Linked DNA regions of Homo sapiens: region 1 is linked to region 2. Evidence: read pairs that join two places in POLR2A ChIA-PET (ENCODE). Cell type or tissue: MCF 10A. All regions are shown on one strand. Each heading gives the region's core, and the rest is flanking DNA. Links, peaks and the distances in the headings are about the cores only.

Region 1 (2,919 bases), core at 329-2,828, 140 kb after region 2:
AGGATTACAGGCGTGAGCCACCGTGCCCGGTCTTGTATTTTATTTTAATTTGGTAGTTAACTCACACCTACCCTGGTATTTTTGGACCCATGTCATAAATGAGAAAATTGAAGCACAGAGAGTTTTAGTAACTTTTGCAATTTTACCTGGCTAGTGAACATCAGGACTAGGACTCAAATCTAAGTAGTTCTGTTGAAACGTATAACCTAAGAAGGTGAAATGAAATCTATGTTTCATGGGACAGAAAGCATGGTTTTCCAGGCAGGGCTAAACTAAAAACTAAGTTAGAGATAAGATTACAGTTTACATAGCAATTATAGTTAAAAGTTTAAACTTCTCAGCCGAGCGCGGTGGCTCACGCCTGTAATCCCAGCACTTTGGGAGGCCAAGATGGGTGTATCACGAGGTTAGGAGTTCAAGACCAGCCTGACCAACATGGTGAAACCCCGTCTCTACTAAAAATACAAAAATTAGCCAGGTGTGGTGGCACCCGCCTGTAGTCCCAGCTACTCAGGAGGCTGAGGCAGGAGTATCGCTTGAACCCAGGAGGCAGAGGTTGCAGTGAGCCGAGATCATGCCACTGCACTCTAGCCTGGGCGACAGAGTGAGACTCCGTCTCAAAAAAAAAAAAAAAAAAAAAAAAAGTTTAAATTTCTCTTAGATGAGGGTTACATTTGGGACTCCTCCCCCTACTACCAAGCTCCCAGCACTCAAGTGCCTTTGTACAGCCTCTTGGTGTCAAAGGCCCACCCCTACAACATATGGTGGCCCATTATTGTAATATTTCCCAACCTCTTGCCTTCCATCAGAACTTTCCTGAGTATTCCATGAAACTGATTATCTAAACTTAAGATTCTAAAGCACATCAAATTATGAATGAAGATCTAGGTTAGCATGTTACACATTTGTATTTTAACTGGGACCCACTGAACACAGCACCTGAATTCAAGTCAAGGACACAAATTAGAAAATCCAGGCACTTTGGTGGGAGGTCAGTGGCTCAGAGCTCCCTTCAAATTATAAAAAGCTGTCTGAAAAACAGAAAAAAAAAAATTGTCTGCTTCATGAAGTCTTTTTTTTTTAAACAAGAATTTGCATTTATCTATGAGGTCTTATTTTTACTGTGTAATATATTTTCATGATTAAAAAATTAAATAATATAGGCAGGGTATGGTGGCTCACGCCCATTATCCCAGCACTTTGGGAGGGCGAGGTGGGCAGATCACTTGAGGTTGGGAGTTCGAGACCAGCCTGGCCAACGTGGTGAAACCCTGTCTCTACTAAAAATACAAAAAAATTGGCCAGGTGTGGTGGTGCACGCCCGTAATCCCAGCTACTTGGGAGGCTGAGGCACGAGAATCCCTTGAACCCGGGACGTGGAGGTTGCAGTGAGCCGAGATCACACCACTGCACTCCAGCCTGGGGGACAGAGTGAGACTCCATCTCAAAATAAATAAATAAATAAATAAATAAATAAATAAATAGCATAACATAAAAAGATATTCACCAACAAGCCTTAGCTGCCTCTCGAGTTGTAGGGAGAAGCATTTTTATTCATTTTTTTGTAAATTCAGTATTTCTTTTCTTTTTTTTTTTTGAGACGGAGTTTTGCTTTTGTCGCCCAGGCTGGAGTGTAGTGGCAGAATCTCAGCTCACTGCAACCTCTTCCGCTGGGTTCAAGCGATTCTCCTGCCTCAGCCTCCTGAGTAGCTGGGATTATAGGCGCATGCTACTGCACCCAGCTAATTTTTGTATTTTTAGTAGAGACGAGGTTTCACTATGTTGGCCAGGCTGGTCTCGAACTCCTGACCTCAGGTGATCTGACTGCCTCGGCCTCCCAAAGTGCTGAGATTGCAGGCGTGAGCCAACGCACCCGGCCAACTCAGTATTTCTTTATATAACACAAGCAAATGGTATTTTCCTCTTATACAAAAGATAGCTTAATATATAAACTGGTCACCTCCATGCTTTGTTCACTTTCAGTACATCCCAGAGATCTCTCTATGTATTAGTACCCTGAGATCGTCCTCATTCTCTTTTACAGCTGCTTAGCACTGTATTTTGTGGATATACCGCTGCTTATTTAACTAGTCCCCTATTGCTGGACACCTTGAATTGTTTCCAATCTTTTACTATAAGCAATGCCACTAAGATATCCTCGTATATGCAGATATATCTGCATGATAGATTCCTAGAAGTGGATATGCTAAGTCAAAGGATGTGGTAGACAGAATAATGCTCCCCAAAAAGATGTCCATGTACTAATCCCAACAAAGTGTGAATATGTTACCTTGTATTCAAAAGGAATTCTGAAGAAGTGATTGATTTAAAGACCTCCTTACTTCCACCCTGAATATGAGTGTAATCACAAGGGTGCTTATGAAAGGGAGGCAGGGGAGCCACCGTGGCTCAGGCCGGTTGCCCTGGCACTCGGGAAGGCGAGGCTACATGTTCAAGGCCAACCTGGTCAACATTGATTTAAAAAAAAAAAAACCTTAAAAAAAAAAGAAAGGGAGGCAGGTCAGAAAGGAGAGAAGATGCCACAGTACTGCCTTTGAAAATGAACGAAGGGTCCATGAACCAAGGAACGCAGGCAGCCTCCAGAAACTGGAAATGACAAGAAAATAGATGCTTCCCTACAGTCTCCAGAAGGAACACATCTGTGAAGACCCATTTTAGACTTCTGATCTCCAGAACTGTAAAATAATAGATTTGTGTTATTTTAAGCCACTAAGTCTGTGTCAATTTGTTAGGCAGTAGGAAACTAAGACAAAAGGTAAATGTAACTGTAAAGTTTCTATATATATAACCAAATTTCCTTAATAAAGTTTGTACCTTTTTGTTCTTAAACCAGCAATATACCTATTTTCCCTTTTCTCACCTCTCCAACAAAGTGTGTTATTAAACTCTAGAATTTTT
Region 2 (2,919 bases), core at 105-2,604:
TTCAGAATTCTACCTCTACTACTACATAGAACTGTTATAACAGGGAAAAGAGAAACTTCACTTTCATATTAATGATTATCAAAAAAAAAAGATCTCCTTCACAGTTGAATTTTTAAAGACATACTTTATATAGTCTACTTAGTGCCATGTTCTAATTTTTAGTAACTAGAAAATTGAAACATAATCAGTATGATGGGAATATTTTCTTTGGTCTTTTTTAGTTCTGAGAATGTTTGAAGACTTGAGTTATTTTTACATGGACTACTTGAAGGTGATGATTTTTTTCGTCCTTATGTTTTACATCTTAAAATGTTTTATAAATGGTAAAAACAGAAATAATCCATTTTCTTTTTCAACAGGGGGCCCAGGCAAGACTTCCTTTGCCAAGATTCAAACAGATACTCCCTTCTCAACACAGGATGAATGTGTATAACAGAATAAAACTTAAAGCTCACGTTTAGATTTTTTTCAGTTTTTTACTAAAAAGAATCTAATATGTTTACTAAATAATAGACAACAGAAACATGAATTCTACATTGCCATCTATGACCCTTAGTCTAATAGACCAAGTCTTATTAAAACTAGTAAAATTTTCATTATGCAAGACACAATTTGTCAGTAATTGAAAAAGGTCTACAAAATTAACAAATAAATACTACTCTGACACTAGAAAGCTGGCAATGATGATATAAGCTTTAGTCTTCTCATAATCAGAACTCTGGAAGATTAATCAACATTTTAACACTTCCCATCTGTACAACTGCTCAAGGTAGTGCTTACTGTCACTTGACAAGTTGCTTAGCATTGCAAAATTTGATAATTCATGTCTTACTGAATTTTTACTGACTTGGAAGAAAATAAAACACCAATTAAAAGCAGATGTCACCTTTAATTCTAACTGGCTGAGAAACTTAATTTTTTCACCCAATGCAGTGATAGGACGCATGTAGATGACAGCTTGGACAGTTAAACACTCAAAGTCACTGATATCCCTCACAAATTTGCAAGCGATTTACCAGAACTTAATCCCACAGGGCTTTTATCTGGCAAGCATCCAAAAACAACAGTTTCAAGTAGTCATCTAGAAGGTAAATTTACATTTTTTACAAAGGCTACAAACACTAATCAGAACATTACTAAACTAATATTCTCAAGACTTGCATTTTTATCCTCATACACATAAACATTTTCCATGTTGCTCCTCTGTTAAAACTCTACCTAATTAAAAAAACTAATATAAAGACTTAAACTGTGACTAACATGCCTTTATATTTAAATGATCCAAGTGCTAAATCACATCTAACTGGATTTACAGTAAAATAATAAAAATCGGACTTGAGTCCTGACATTTGTCAATGTTTTTCAATAATGTAAGTCATAAATTCACTCACTTTTGATTCTAACCACCAATTCTGAACAAATTCTCTTAAGCTGCAAGTTTTGACTAGCACCACAAAGATAAATAAGTAGACAGATACATGGGTAGATGTATCATACAAACACACAGAAACAGCAATATCAAAACGTACCTTCTTGCAATAAACCCAAATTTTTATACACATGTAAATAATTAAACTTAAAATGTATAAAGAATTATAACATTTTCTTCTAAAAACAGCTAGGCCTGAGTTTTCTAAAGCTACACCATCTATGCATGAAGTAACTTGTAATCAAATCCCAAGTTCCAAAAATGCTTCATTTTAATATATGAAGTTTTTCTACAAAAAGAAAATTTCTGGATTTTCCCAAACACCACAATTTCAGAGTCCTGTCTCTATCCCCAACAACACTGACCACAGCCTCCACAGTTATTCTTTACTGATCTATGCAAGCTTTCAAAAGCCAGAACAAGCTGGTACCTACCAATCAGGCAAAGATGGAAAAAATGAGTCCCAGAAGGAATCATCACAAAGATTCCAATCACAATCATCTGATCCCTAAGAACCGAGGCCTATCAAGCCCTTTGCTTCTGAAAACTCATTGCATAACGATCAGACTTGGCTTCATAGTTAGAAGGGGTACAGGAACCAGGTAGATCCTGTAGTATTCACATCTTACGTCTAACACAGAGTATTTTCACTTTAACGAAGTCTGCCATGAAAAAAGAATTTGGAGAAGATGAAATGGAAAAGCAGTCACAAAAAGAGGATTTAAGGGGAGAAGCTACCTGCGACAACTTTTGTAGGCCTCATCTTTGCATTTTCATCCTGCTTTATGCATTGCTAATCAGAGATCCACTGGAAGCTTCAGAACCAACTGAAAGGCCTGGCAGGGTATTTGGCTTTCAATTCTTCTACTCTGTTTATTCCCAATATATATTCATCAGGCTTAGAAACAACTCTTGAACAAGGGCAGCCTCTCCACAATGAAATGTAAATTACTGACATGTGCTGAAACCTGGACTTGCCACCACTAATGAGCACATTAAAGGAAAATGCTCACTAGATGACTGCAACCTTTTCACTTAACCCTGTGTGCACGGAAAGCCACAATTCAACATCAATTAAAGATGCTAGCTGCAAAACAGAGCAGCCTGTCACCACTCTCACTACCTTATAGATGGAAAGTTAAGACAAATATAAATTGCTTACATTTCATCAACTAAAAATAGTGTGCAAAACATTAGTAGACATGTGGCTAAGATTTGCAAAACTTCTCTAAAAGTTGCAATACTTTCAAACAGTTTCCTAAGAGAGCAAATAGGATCTAAGGTTTGGGGGAAAAAAAAATCAACAATGTACTAATCTATTGGTTTATTCATTAATTCGATCAACAAACTCTAGACTCAGAGATCTAAAACTCACCAGGGACTTGACAAGACTGAACAAAGCTCAGAAGCTTGTCAAGAAAAAAATAAATCATAATAACCAATTACTTAGATATCAAAATAACAAAATATCTGACTTACATAAGCAAGGA

The links. Peaks named below come from ENCODE experiments on the same cell type or tissue, not always from the same donor. Only the 100,000 strongest peaks of a DNase experiment are listed, where the experiment ranks them.
Region 1: POLR2A ChIA-PET joins it to region 2 with 5 read pairs; 5 of 35 experiments call an interaction of 5 or more read pairs at or near these places.

Annotation. Positions count from the first base shown.
Region 1 is chr13:100,031,392-100,034,310 of GRCh38, reverse strand. No RefSeq gene overlaps it. Among named protein-coding and RNA genes, the nearest start is that of LINC00554, 35 kb to the right of the region's middle. In MCF 10A, for the core only: no CTCF peak of the experiment used is centred there; no DNase peak of the experiment used is centred there.
Region 2 is chr13:100,175,078-100,177,996 of GRCh38, reverse strand. The region is part of intron 6 of PCCA (propionyl-CoA carboxylase subunit alpha); the gene reads right to left. Among named protein-coding and RNA genes, the nearest start is that of PCCA, 87 kb to the right of the region's middle. In MCF 10A, for the core only: no CTCF peak of the experiment used is centred there; a DNase peak (open chromatin) is centred at 1,046.